Regions from separate parts of the Homo sapiens genome. Here region 1 is linked to region 2. The links are chromatin contacts, found by Hi-C or POLR2A ChIA-PET in ENCODE. All regions are on one chromosome and are shown on one strand. Each heading gives the region's core, a stretch centred on a gene start or an enhancer-like site at or near the end of the contact. The rest is flanking DNA. Distances are from core to core; before and after follow the strand shown. Region 1 overlaps STXBP4 (syntaxin binding protein 4). Region 2 holds the start of COX11 (cytochrome c oxidase copper chaperone COX11).

Evidence for each region. A loop is a pair of places that touch in the nucleus more often than their neighbours do. ChIA-PET counts read pairs that join two places held with the same protein, here RNA polymerase II (POLR2A). Pooled maps may share reads with other maps.
Region 1: a loop to region 2 is called in a pooled map, with 9 times the contacts of the local background. The contact joins the enhancer-like site here to the promoter of COX11 in region 2. A Hi-C loop is called at or near these places in 2 of 37 single-sample maps with no recorded cell type and 10 of 50 pooled maps. POLR2A ChIA-PET finds 5 or more read pairs at or near these places in 2 of 52 experiments (GM10248 and GM12878).

What each region holds. Positions count from the first base shown.
Region 1 is chr17:55,084,571-55,092,048 of GRCh38, forward strand. The region is part of intron 16 of STXBP4 (syntaxin binding protein 4); the gene reads left to right. It overlaps LOC107985002 (a long non-coding RNA gene), which reads left to right. Exons shown (of 2, transcript XR_001752943.2): 1 at 1-7,478. Among named protein-coding and RNA genes, the nearest start is that of STXBP4, 120 kb to the left of the region's middle. RefSeq lists an enhancer at 5,574-5,673. Within about 2 kb of position 5,846, at least 3 of the 41 ENCODE cell types and tissues checked have a DNase peak (open chromatin) inside an H3K27ac peak, as active enhancers do.
Region 2 is chr17:54,964,129-54,970,763 of GRCh38, forward strand. It overlaps COX11 (cytochrome c oxidase copper chaperone COX11), which reads right to left and starts at 4,526. Exons shown (of 4, transcript NM_004375.5): 1 at 4,153-4,526; 2 at 569-724. The coding sequence starts at 4,518. STXBP4 (syntaxin binding protein 4) reads left to right here and starts at 4,637. Exons shown (of 18, transcript NM_178509.6): 1 at 4,637-4,687. RefSeq lists enhancers at 3,596-4,545, 4,395-4,454, 4,465-4,544, 4,546-5,494, 4,725-4,824 and 1 more.

The sequences.
Region 1 (7,478 bases), core at 4,596-7,095, 120 kb after region 2:
AATGGTAATGCCTAGGTTTTCTTCTAGGGTTTTTATGGTTTTAGGTCTAACGTTTAAGTCTTTAATCCATCTTGAATTGATTTTTGTATAAGGTGTAAGGAAGGGATCCAGTTTCAGCTTTCTACATATGGCTAGCCAGTTTTCCCAGCACCATTTATTAAATAGAGAATCCTTTCCCCATTTCTTGTTTTTGTCAGGTTTGTCAAAGATCAGATAGTTGTAGATATGCGGCGTTATTTCTGAGGGCTCTGTTCTGTTCCATTGATCTATATCTCTGTTTTGGTACCAGTATATAACCAAAGGACTATAAATCATGCTGCTATAAAGACACATGCACATGTATGTTTATTGCGGCATTATTCACAATAGCAAAGACTTGGAACCAACCCAAATGTCCAACAATGATAGACTGGATTAAGAAAATGTGGCACATACACACCATGGAATACTATGCAGCCATAAAAATGATGAGTTCGTGTCCTTTGTAGGGACATGGATGAAATTGGAAATCATCATTCTCAGTAAACTATCACAAGAACAAAAAACCAAACACCGCATATTCTCACTCATAGGTGGGAATTGAACAATGAGAACACATGGACACAGGAAGGGGAACATCACACTCTGGGGACTGTTGTGGGGTGGGTGGAGGGGGGAGGGATGGCAGTGGGAGATATACCTAATGCTAGATGACGAGTTAGTGGGTGCAGCGCACCAGCAAGGCACATGTATACATATGTAACTAACCTGCATATTGTGCACATGTACCCTAAAACTTAAAGTATAATAAAAAAAAAGTGATACATTAGTATAAGTTAAATACAAGTTAATTTAGTTGGGATGGCTCAATAATCATTATTACAAGTACCCATTAATATATGGCATATTAGTAGATTAGTGTGTTAGATTTTGGTTGTTTTTCTGTCTCTTCCCTAATGTCACCCTACCTGCTAGTTGTCTTTCTGCTTGCTTCTAACATTCCACCATCCCTCTAGTTTGCCACTTTTAATCTTCCCTATGCTGGGGAATAGATGAAAAAAGAATGAGAAAGAGAGAAAGAAAGATGTAAAGTTCCATGTTAATTAACTATCAAAATGATGTTTTCAGTACAGTTCTGGGTAATAGATGGCTTGGCTTGGTATGGGGTAACATTCAAAGACCCTCTGGGGTAAGTTCTGATTTCACAACTGTGTTATGGAGGATTGGAAACTATGCCACTCATAGTGTCTACTCAGTTTTCCCAATAAATATATACTTAAAAATTTGTATAACCTAATACATTTGTAAAAATCAAATTATATATCAAAAACTCCTAAGAGCTAATTATGTGAAGAAATTCTGTGGGTTTTAGGAGGAATGAAAATAATCACTCGTAATGTGTTATGTGTAAGTTCAGAATTTTATATATCAGACATTTTTATGTTGGGGTGGCAACAGTGGAGGGAAACACCTGCACAGACATAGCCCAGTGAACACTGCCATCATTAATTTTCATTATCTTGCTAACATTAACTTCAGTATCTGTCAAACATGATTATTCAAAGAATATATTCGAAATTCTGCAGAACTTATTTGGAAGAAAAGTAAAAAATTTCATCAGCACTTTTTTTTCCCCAATGATACTCAGTAATTTCCAGGCTGGTTATAAATTAATTATGCAATCAGGTTTTTTATATTTTATTTAAATTTTATTTTCAATTGACAAGTAATAATTGTATGTATGCATGGGGTACATAGTGATATTTTGATACACATAATATACAATAGTCAGATAAGAGTAACTAGCATATCTATCATCTCAAACATTGATCATTTCCTTTGGTTGGGAACATTCAATATCCTCCTTCTAGCTATTTCAAACTATATAGTACATTATTGTTAACTATACTCATCCTGCACTAGTATAGAACACTAGAACTTATTCCTTCTATCTAGCTGTAATTTTTTATCCTTTAACAAATCTCTCCCTATCCCCCTGTTCTCCGTGTCCTTCCAGTCTCTAGTACCCTCTGTTCTACTTTTTACTTCCGTGAGATCAACTTTTTTATTCGTATATGGAGACACGCACACATACCACATTTTCCTTATCCATTCGTCTGTTGTTGCACACTAAGGTTGATTCCATATCTTGGCTATTGTGAATAGTGCTGCAATACACATGGCAGGATGTCTCTTCAATATGCTGACTTTCTTTTCTTTGGATAAATGCCCAGTAGTAGGATTGCTGACTCATATTGTAGTTCTATTTTTGTTTTTTGAGGAACCTTTATACTGATCTCCATAGTGGCTTTACTAGTTTACATTCCCACCAGTGGTGTACAAGGGTTCCCTTTTCTCTGCATCTTCTCCAGCATTTACTTTCTGTGTTTTTGATAATAGTCATCTTAACTAGGGTGAGATGGTAACTCATTGTGGATTTGATTTGCATTTCCCTGACGATTAGTGATGTTGAGCATTTTTCATCTATTTGCTGGCCATTTGTATGTCTTCTTTTGGGAAATGTCTGTTCAGATCATTTGCTCACTTTTTAAATCAGATTGATTGGTTTTTTGCTGTTGGTTTTCTGCTAGTAGTTTGAGTTCCTTGTGTATTCTGAATATTAATTCCCTGTCAGAAGAGTAGTTTGCAAATATTGTCTCCAATTCTATAGGTTGTCTTTTCACTCTTGATTGTTACCTTTGCTGTGCAGAAGGTCTTTAGTTTGATATAATCTCATTTGTTTATTTTGCTTTTGTTGCCTGTGCTTTTGAGGTCTCATTCATAAAATCTTTTCCCAGACCATTGTCTTGAAGTGTTTCCCCTATTTTTTTCTCCTAGTAGTTTTATATTCAGATCTTACATTTAGGTCTTTGCTTCATTTTGAGTTGATTTTTGTATAGGGTCATTCATCTGCATATGGATATCCAGTTTTTCCAGTACCGTTTGTTGAAGAGACTATCCTTTCCCAATGCTTTTGGCACCTTTGTCAAAAATCAGTTGGCTGTAAATATGTGGATTAATTTCTGGGTTGTCTATTCTGTTTCATTGGTCTGTGTGATTTTAGGCCGGTCCCATGCTGTTTTGGTTACTGCAGCTTTGTAGTATATTTTGAAGTCTGGTAGTGTGATGTTTCCAGCTTTGTTGTTTTTGCTCAGGTTTGCTTTGGCTCTTCAGGGTCTCTTGTGGTTCCATTAAAATTTTAGAATTTTTTTCTGTTTCCGTGAAGAATGTCATTGGTATTTTGATGGGTATTATATTGAATGTGTAGATTGCTTTGGGTAGTATTGTTATTTTAACAGTACTATTAATAATTATTCTGATCTGTGAGCATGGGATATCCTTCCATTTGTTTATAGCCTCTTCAGTTTCTTCCATGAGCATTTTGTAGTTTTCCCATGAGCATTTTATAGTTTTCCTTATAGAGGTATTACCTCTTGCAAGGGTTATGCTTTGATGTTTAAAACTAGCAAATCTATGTTGTCCTTTTATTTAGAAATATAATTGCTAATGTTGGCACATTTTGCCAGTACTTTTTATAAATTTGTATGACATAGCTTTTCAAGTTTAATAATTCAGATTAAATTCAGCTGATTTTCTTTCTCTTTAAGCAGCAGCTTTTTCTGCATGGAAAACAAAATTACTACCATGAGGTAGATAATTCAGCCACAACCCCTCCCTCATTTTCTTTCTTTGCCTTGGCTATCTGGTTATTTCAAGTTACAATTTGAAATTTTTACTTGGGTAATTGCCTCTACTTTCTTCTTAATATAAGTGTTCTCTAGGATGTTATACTATGGGATTTTCTCAGAAAGCTGAAGGATAAGATTTATTGGCTCTTACAGCTTAAAACCAGGCTCTAAGGAATATCTAGAAGACAATTCTGTTGCCCGGGCTGGAGTACAATGATGTGATCCTGGCTCACCACAAACTCCGCCTCCCAGGTTCAAGCAATTCTCCTTGCCTCAGCCTCCTGAGTAGCTGGGATTACAGGTGCCTGCCACCACACCTGGCTAATTTTTGTATTTTTAGTAGAGACAGGTTTTCACCATGTTGGTCAGGCTGGTCTCAAACTCCTGACCTCAGGTAATCCACCTGCCTCAGCCTCCCAAAGTGCTGGGATTACAGGCGTGAGCCACCGTGCCAGGCCTAGAAGACAATTCTAAAGCTTTCCTGGATTGTGGACTCCATTGAAATCTGATGAAAATCTTCTTCCCAGAAATGTGAGATTATACACATTTTGGATCCATTTTCAGAGTATTTATGAACCCCGACCTAGGACTCTCCCATGTATAAGGAACATGAATGCTTTCCACATCATTGCATACATGGCCATCCCAGCCTCACCAGAATACCTCTAACAGTAGAGAAGTGTGTAAATCATAGAGGCAGCCTGGAAGGAAGCAGCAGTTTGAATACATGTAAACAATGCTCCACAGAATCTCTGATGTTCCTTAGAGATGCTCCACAGAGCACCCCAATTGTTCATCCAATTTCATTGGCCAAATTGCTTAATTTCTAGGTCTGTTTTTGCATATAAAAAGTGGATCTCATAATATCAAAGTGGCAGGATTGAAAGATTAAATGTAGTACATATGAAATTCCCAAAAGAGCCTCTGGTAGGGTAAGATGTTCCCTGTATGGATGTTGTTGTTGTTGTTGCTGCTGCTGCCACTGCCATGACTACTGCTGGTGCCACATTATTGTTATTTAAAGTAATTAATTTAATTTTACTTTCTCGCTGTGGTAGGTATTAAATTATTATTGTCTAAAGCTTCTTTCAACTTGGATACATTTGAAAATATGGTAGATGAGAGCTTTTCATAATATGTATCATTTAATGTTATTATTGATGTTGTGTTAGAATGTAATTGTCACCGGAAACTGTGGCTAAATGTCTTAATCAGCATCTTATCTTTCAGTTGTTTATTGCTAACTGTGAGGAAACTTTTGTCTGTTCTGTCATTATTCACAGTGAAAACAGTCTGAAAACAGAATAGGCATTTTTAATCAGTATTGGAACCCCTGGAGATGCTTCTATTGATCTCCTTATATTTACATGTTCTATATCATTATAATGCCTTTGTGTAGTTTCTATTTGAAATAAAATAGTTTTGAACTACATGTTCAGAACTGCAATTTCTGTTTAACTGACATATAGATTGACAAAATGATTATGTAACAAAAGCATAAAGAGGCAGTTCTATCTTTAGAAATGCATAATAAGAAAAAATCTGGCCAGGTAACCCATATGAGGTCTTTAATAAAAAGAGAATATATTGACTTCTTGTTAAATTGACAGCATAAGCACAGGCCTTTAACTACCTTCCTTCAGGCCTCATGGAAATGATAACTAGAATACAAAATAGGGCAAAAATCTTCAAAAGCACTAGCTGTTACAGGTGAATCCTAAAATCTTTTTAATATAGGAGAGATAGGACCACATGGATGGAAAGCAGGAAGGGCCAACCTGTTACTCCCACTGCTAAACAACAGTAACGATTGTGGGAATAACTGACTGGCAGGAACCCTGGCAGGAGGACACTCTTAATATGTTCTGATTTGAAGGAGTAATGAATAAAGTCAAAGACAGGCTGGGGGTAGGGGGCAGACGATCTCTTTTCACTCTTTTTTATCTTAGTGAGTCAGTGGCATTTGTTGAAATCCTCAGGTTCACACAGATTATTTGTCAAGCAGAAGGACAACTGGGGCTTGATCCTTTAGAAAGTGGAGACACACTTTAGATCTGACAGACACTGGGGCATACAGGAAGCTTTAAATGTAAGAGGAGTTGGCACGACAGCTTCAGCACCAAAAGCCACATCACTCTGCGCAGCCACCTCTTGTTCTAAGTCACTTTTCACCCCACTCAGACTGCTGAGTCATCCTTAAACTCACAATGCAAAGGTACATTTCACCCAGAGGTTTGAGAGGGTAATTCCAACAACAATTTGGTCAAATTTTAGGGCAATCAAAGGGTCTACACATTCTTTAAAAGGTCAAAAACCAGTTCTGAGTAGAGAGCTCTCTAAATTCAAGCTTTTATGAATAAAAATGTATAACATATATAATGTGTATATATACACACACATCTCATTCAGGCTATTCTAGCTCTTATAAACAAATGCATACATATACATATAAATATATGATTGTGAAAAGGTCCACAAATAAAGCCAGGAAATACAGCTCTCAAGATTCATAGTGGACTTCAGGATCAAGATAGAAGAGGGATCTCATGCTAAAACCTTCCCATTCTGCTCTTACACATAGAAATGACATTTTAAATTGTGTGTGTGTGTGTGTGTCTGTGTGTGTGTGTGTGTGTGTGTGTGTGTGTGTGTGTGTTTAGATAAAAAACAAGAAAGGAATATCACCCTGCATCAGAAACAATATGAAACTATCATGATAAGTAGGATTTTAAGCTTCAGAGATTTCACAGAATTGAGATCAGCAATTGGAGCTAAGGTTTCTACACCCAAGAGGCCCTAAATGATGCCTAAGCAAAGGAAGCAAGGAGCGGGAATCCTTCTGTAGAGAATATACTTTATTTTCTTAAATTGCTCATGTATTAGGCATTTTAAAAAATCCCTCCAGTTTATGAGCCATCTGGGCCTGCCACTAATTAAAGTTGAAAGTAAACATTTCATCCACTACAGGTGGGGAATATAAATTGGCATGACATCCTTGGGAATCCGTTTTGCAGTATATATCAAGAGCTTTTTAAATATCCATTTGGAAGGTTTTTTTGAAAGTTAAAATGTTTTTAATGGTCATATATTCTCACTCAATAATCCCACCTGTTACTATTTTTTTTGCAAAAAAGATGTGTATAAGTATATACATGTATTTTTATTACTGCATTTCTTATACAGATTGAACATCCCAAATCTGAAATCCCAAATTTGAAATGCCCCAAAATCCAAAACTTTTGAGTGCAGATATGGCCCCAGAAGTGGAAAATTTCACACCTGACCTCATGTGATGGGTGGTAGTCAAAACACAGGAGCATAACACAGTTTATTCAGCGTCCCCAAGAGAAAAAAAACTAACAAAACAAAACAAAACACCCTCCCAGCCCACTTCAGCTTTGATATATTTTTTTCTGAGCAAGCATGATGGTGATGCCAAACAACCACAGATTGTCCACATGGGTGACCAGAATAGTGACACCTTTACTTTCTGATGGTTCAATGATCACAAGTTTGGTTCACGCACAGAATTGTGACCAGAATAGTGACACCTTTACTTTCTGATGGTTCAATGATCACAAATTTGGTTCACGCACAGAATTGTTACAAATATTCTATAAAAGCTGTGTAAAAGGTGCTTATGAAACAAATGAATTGTATGTTGTAGTCTTGGGTCCCATTCCTAAGGTACCTCATTATGTATATGCAAGTATTCCAAAATCCAAAATACTTCTGGTCCAAGCATCTCAGATAAGGGTACTCAACCTGTAATATCAAAAATATGGATGTTACCATTATTCTAACGGAAGT
Region 2 (6,635 bases), core at 3,276-5,775:
CAATTAATGAGATTTCAGTTAAAATCTTTCTTACAGTTGGTTAAAATTTTAGGAAAGCGTTTAGGTATAGTCTCAGTCTCACTGGAGTATAACATAACTATTTACTACTTATTGATTATTTCAAAGGCCCTCAATTTGTTTTCTTTTAGAAGGACAGGGATACTTTTGATATAAACCAGTAAACTACTCATTGTAACCAATGCTTTTCCACATTTTTCCCATGTCTTCTATGCCTGAGGAAAAGTCAGGAAGCTATATAGCCTGACGGTTACTGCTACTCCCAACTGTTTCACTCATCTAAACTTAATTTCAAAATACTGACGGGTTCCATTACTATAAATTTTTTTATTCCCATAGACTACTTTTTAATAGTGCTTTACACCTAATGTAACAGAATTTATACTTTAACTTTTAAGTTACATGATAGTAAAAGTCAATTTGGAACAATGGAAAATGCCATGTTTTATTAGAATCATAGTGTTAAAATTAGTCCTCTGACAGTTTAAGTGATGAAAGAAAGGAATTTACATTAATAAAGTAATCTTTTAATGACTGGTTAGTCACTTACATATATTTCTGTTTGCTGAGGTCTAAAGTTCCACTGGAGACTTGCATGCACATCTGCATTAAAGCTAATTTTAATGATTCGATCTTTAACAGGCACCATGTTTTCAATCTTGTCTGAGGCATGACCTGCAACTGCTGATCCTCCAAGTCCAGTAGTCTAGAAAAAGATACCAAATATGTTAAACAATACTTTTAGGTGTTGATGATCTATTTATTTGATAAAAGTTTAAAAACAATGTAGTATTTATAATCCATTTGGAGCCAAGTTTACATATGGTAACTGACCATTGCTGTAACTGTGTCAAGAATCTGACTACTTTTGGGATGTCATGAGCCTGTATTTGTTAAAGTCATTCCTATTTTTCAGCAATCCCTTGGTTACCTGGCATGGTCAAAAATGAGTCTGGGAAAAGCAGGTTCACTAGATAAGTCAACTATTATCACTGATAGTCGAACTCACAATTTCCAGCTTAGCCATTTATAAAAAACACATTTCCCTTTATTGCTAGTATTTCATTAATAGAAATAAAATTTACCCATGACCTTGTAATTCCACTGAAAATACTTAACTCAATTTTTCCATATTCCTGTCTGGTCCTTTTCCATATCACAGCTTTTATAATCCAAATAAGATTGTAGCTTCACTTTTATTAACATTCTGCTTTTCTAAGGTATCACAGGTATTTTCCCACGTTGGTTAATGGTTTTGAATCTTTTCTGTACTTCTCTGTATAGTAGAGCTTTTATATAAATCACTAATCAGAGCACCTAATCCCTATGGCCACAGAAATAATCATAGGGCATCAAGAGTATTTATGTCTGACATTTCTTTTATTCATGACAGTTATTTCCTTGACATCACTTTTAAAAAAAGCCCTTACCCAGCACTTTGGGAAGCCACGGGGGGCGGATCATGAGGTCAGGAGATGGAGACCATCCTGGCTAACACAGTGAACCCCCGTCTCTATTAAAAATAGAAAAAAATTAGCCGGGTGTGGTGACACGCGCCTGTAGTCCCAGGTCTACTCGGGAGGCTGAGGCAGAAGAATTGCTTGAACCCGGGAGGCGGAGGTTGCAGTGAGCCGAGATCACACCACTGCACTCCAGCCTGGGCAACAGAGCAAGACTCCATCTCAAAAGAAAAAAAAAAACGCCCTTACTTCCAAGGTCATCTTTCTTCTGATACTTGAGGTTGCCAGAATTCTGATTTCTGGATAATTTGCCTGTTACTATGCTAGGAAGAAAAAACAAAAAACAAATTTGAGGCTAGGGGAAGACTCCCAGCAAGATACAGTGTTTTAGCATTCTCTGTTTGTTACGCAAGTCAACTAACTTCATTTGACTGCCATGCAACATTACTGAATTACATTATATCCCTAAAAGATGCATCAGAGGGCAAGCCTTTATCCTTGTTTATCCTTCTGCCTGAGTGCTGTGTTTAAGATGTAACTTCTTTTACTAAAAAATTTAAGTCACTTAAATAAAAATACTTTTAAGTGTCCTCCCTCAATAAAGATTCCAATATAGTCTTTGAATATGGGTTCAAATTTCTAAGTTCAATGCCTAAAGTAAAATAGACAAAAAGACTAGAAAACAGCACTAAAAAGATGTCCTGGTCTCTATTCTAGTTGTGCTACTAGCTCTAAGAACCTGATAGATTACAAATTACATTTGGCTTCCTGATCTATGATTGCATGTGGGCACATTTCACACGCAATATTATCAGTTATTTCAGTTTGGGGCAGGGTTTCTCAATCTTAGAACTATGGACATTTTGGGCTGAATAATTTTTTGTTGTTTGGGGGTGAGGCAGTGCTTTGTTGGTTATTTAGTAGCATTCCTAGCCTCTACCTATTAGATGCCAGTAGCACCCTATACCCCCACCTCCATGTTGTGACAACCAAAAATGTCTTCACACATCGCTAAATGTTCCCTGAGGGGCAAAAATCTCCTGGCGGTCTGAGAAGGATCTAGATTTGCTGATTTGGATTCAGTTCTGCTTATGATTTAACCAACTGGTAGTTTTAGAATTCATGCTTGGGCTTGGTCTCTGATGAAAAGTAATTCACATTCTATACTCATCCTCAAAATCAACTATTGCACATTCCCACATAAATGCTGGCATTAGGAGACTATGCCAGAAAAGAAAAGTCCTTTTGTCTTCTGCTTCATCATCTAAAAGAAAGGTAAATTGATTTCCACGGGCATGGTGGCTCACGCCTGTAATCCCAGCACTTTGGGAGGCCAAGGCAGGAGGGTCACTTGAGCCCAGGAGTTGAGACCAGCCTGAGCAACATAGGGAGACCTCGTCTCTACAAATTTAAATAAATAAACGTGCGCGCGCGCGCACACACACACACACACACACACACACACACGGAAAGAGTGAACTCCAGCTAAGAATACCAGTCATGGTGTTAAAAAAACAATTCCCAAACTTTCCTGCACGCTGGAATCACCTAAAACATACTTGACAATTACTGATGCCTGGTTCCCACTGTGGCCTTGTGATAAAATGGGTAATGTGTGTGGATTTTTAGAAGCTGTCCAGGTGATTCCCAATGTTGCTGTACAATGAATTTTGGGAGCCACTATCTTAAACACTTACTGAATCACTTGTGGCATGATTTTTAAACCGAAATTCCTGTCCCTACCCTAGACTTCCTAACCAGAATCTCTGGGGTAGGGGATCCCTGGAACGTGTATTTAACGTTAAGCTCCATAGGTGATCCTAATGGCCAGCCAAAGCTGCAAATTATTAGCTAAGAACAAAGGAGAAATCTCTAAAATACGTGAAACTTGTCTTTGCCTGTGGTTCTCAAAACTTGCCCTCAAAATCAACTACAGGACTTAACTAAAATATAGAGTGCTGGTCCCACTCCCCTTCTTCTCCCCGCCCCACCCCCCCACCCCGTGTTTCTGACTCAGTCCTGGAGTCGGGCCCTAGAATTTGCACTTTTAACAGGTTCCCGGGTGATGCTGATGCTGCCGGTCCTGGGCGCCACACTCCCAGAACCGTTGCAATGTACTTAACAGTTTCCAGGTTAAGTACATTACAGTTATATATTAACAGGGGTGGGGCGAGAGAGCCTCAAAGGCCTAATTCATGCCTCTTTGTACGGAGGAACTGCTAATCCCAGTTTAAGCCCAAGAAACACGAGTAGTCCAATTTCCAGAGTTACCCTTGGCACATAAACCACATGTGGTTTGCAGAGTGAATGTATGAATAATACATTTTAAAAGCGTGTGTGCGCAGGAGGGTAAGGCAGACTGCTAGATACCCGGTTAGAGGCTGCGGACCTTTTTTTTTTTTTTTGGCGAGGTGCAGTTCATAGATCAGGGGTTTCACTCTGCAGCATGGTATAAGCACAATCACTAAGAACTGGATGCTACTTGCAGTTTTGTCACCAATTTCTTTGGTGACTTTGGGTGTTAAGTGACTGTTTTGAACCTCTCTCCTCTTAGGTAGATAATATCGGAAACCTCTTCCACCTACGACCCGCAGAGCGAGGGCTTGTCCCGGGATTTGTCTTGCACCCCCACCTCTCGCGTCTGCGCCACCCTGCGGGCGGCGCCGGCCCCTACCTGGCAATAGAGCCGATAAAGGGGTACGGCAGCGTAGGACGCCCCCAGCATGCCCACGGCGACAGCGGCCACGTAAGTGAGGGTCGTCTTGTTCTGCCGCCGCCGCTCCTCCTCCTGCGCGCGTGTGAAAGGGTTCGAGCTCTTAGGCCGCCGCGGCGGCTGCAATGCTGGATGCCGGGCTCGAAGGCTGCAGCGCTTCCATGTCCCAAGCCACCTCAGTCCTCTCTCGGCACCTCCTGTCCCACTCCACTCTGGCCTAAGAAACGGCTCTACCCTCTCTGCAGCCCTGGTTGGAGACCCAGGGTGGATCCAGCGCCAGCCACAGAAAGGAACGCACCTCCATCCAGGACGCCAGAGCCCTCCCATAACCCTCTGAACTAACACCCACCCGCCTCTCAGGGACGAGAGGTCAAATCTCGCGAGGCGTGCTCCGTCTCGCGAGATCTGGGTTGAGCCTGCCGCTGCCTTGGCTACCAGGCTCCTCAGGTGGCAGCGCTTGCAGTCGGGCTACGGAGGCCGGGTTGCCAGATTACGGGTAAGTTTGCGTTTTGCTTTGTGACTGTTACTCCCACTTCGCTTCTCGCCAGAACGTCTCTTAACATTTAGGAAAATGCGTTTCGCCCGTCCGCGTGCAAGCTTGCCATCACTTGGGGTTGCGCCTGTGATCTTTATTTAAACTCCACCAGCCTTTGTCTCGACCCGGCAGCCCCGGCGACGCTCTCCCGCGGTCTTTTCTCCTGGGGTCCCTTGGCCGCTGGCTCCTGTGCTCACTGCCCTGGACTTAGTTCAAGTATCACCTCTCTCAGGAAGCCTTGCTGTGTTAACCGCAGCCCTCATGGGCACCCACGACACCTGCATTTTCTCAGCCCGTGGGCAGTCGGCTTCCCCTGCTCTGATGCCCCTTACAACTTGCCCAGTGGAAAGCACCACAGCTGGAGCAGGAGGGAGGCTGTCACGCTGAAGTTTGTTCTGGAGAGAGTGACCAGGATAGGAGGGCCATTTAAGGAGAGACTGAAAGAAACGAACCCCGTGGGAGGATGTAATAGCTTTCTTCAGTTGTCCCACAGGACGAACTCGAGGGGGGCAGACAGCATAGCGGATTTTACTGTGTTAGAAGGAAGCATCTTTCTAGAAACTATAAAATAGCAGTTAAGAGCTCAGGTTCTGAGGTTAGGGGGTTCTGGATTTTTACCCGGGTCCTCACCATGGCCCTGTGCCCTTAGGTCAGTTACTTGTCCTCTAAGACCTGGTGTCCTTACTTGTAAAATGGAAATCAGAACAGTAAATGAATAATATTCATATAACGTCTTTCATGATGACTGAGGCATAGTAAGAATGTAGTTAAAAGTTAGGCTGTATTTCTACTTGCTACGTGGCCATTTCTAATGGCCAGAGCAGGTATAATTATCCCCACTATGTGGATGAGGAACTTGGAGGCCTGAGAAATTTTAACTAGTCATTCGACATTTTATTTATTTATTGCCCTCTCAACTGTGGGCCTGACACCAATCGACCTGCTGGCACTATAGCACAGAACAAGTCGGGAGATCACTTCAGTGATGGAGTGTCCTTTCTGCTGAGGGACTCAGAAAATAATCAAGTAACAGTTACCGAAATAAGGGAATTTCAGATAACAATCAGTGCAGTGAAGACAATGTAATAACATAGTATGATTGACAGTCATGAGAAGCGGTAGTAAAGTAAGGACGTTTTGAAGAGGTGACATTTGAGTTTAGATCTGAACGATGATAAGGAGCTACCTACTCAATAACAATTCCAGGCCAAGCAAAGGCCCAGGGGAAGGAAAGAGATAGAATGATTGAAGAACAGAAAGAAGGCCACTGTGTTCCCAACATAGCAGAGTGGAAAGTGGTAGGAAATGGGGTCAGAACAGGTAACAAAGGCCTGGTAATACCAGCCTTTTAAGCCATGTCCAAGGGTTTGGATTTTATTCTAAAAGTAATAGGAAGCTATTGGAATGTTTGACACATACAAGTGATGTGATCTGACTCACATTTTTGAAAAGATATTGATTACTTTGTGGAGAATGGATTAAAGGTAGGGGGAGGAATGGAAGTAGAACAATTAGGAAGCAATTGCAGTAGTCCACATGAGTGATGATGGTCACCTTGAGTGAGTAATTGATTAACTTGTGGTCACAGGGCCAGAAAATTGCAGAACCAATAAAATATAAATACCTTCTGACTTCTTTCTATACTCTGGCATACTGTCTCAAAAATTTCAGGTCTCCATGATTCTACAAATTTATTCATATTGTGTGATGACAGTGTTTGAAAATCTTTTTCATCTGCATGCACCTTGGTTCTTGTACCAGATTCTCAGCTCTTCTAGGATGAGATTTCTCAAAGTTTAATTTTCTTACAGCATAGACTGAAATCCTTGATACCAACAGTACATTTCCACTCACCATTCTGTTTCTCCAGGCACCCCTTCTTTGTAGCTCCAGGTAGCAGTATAAATAT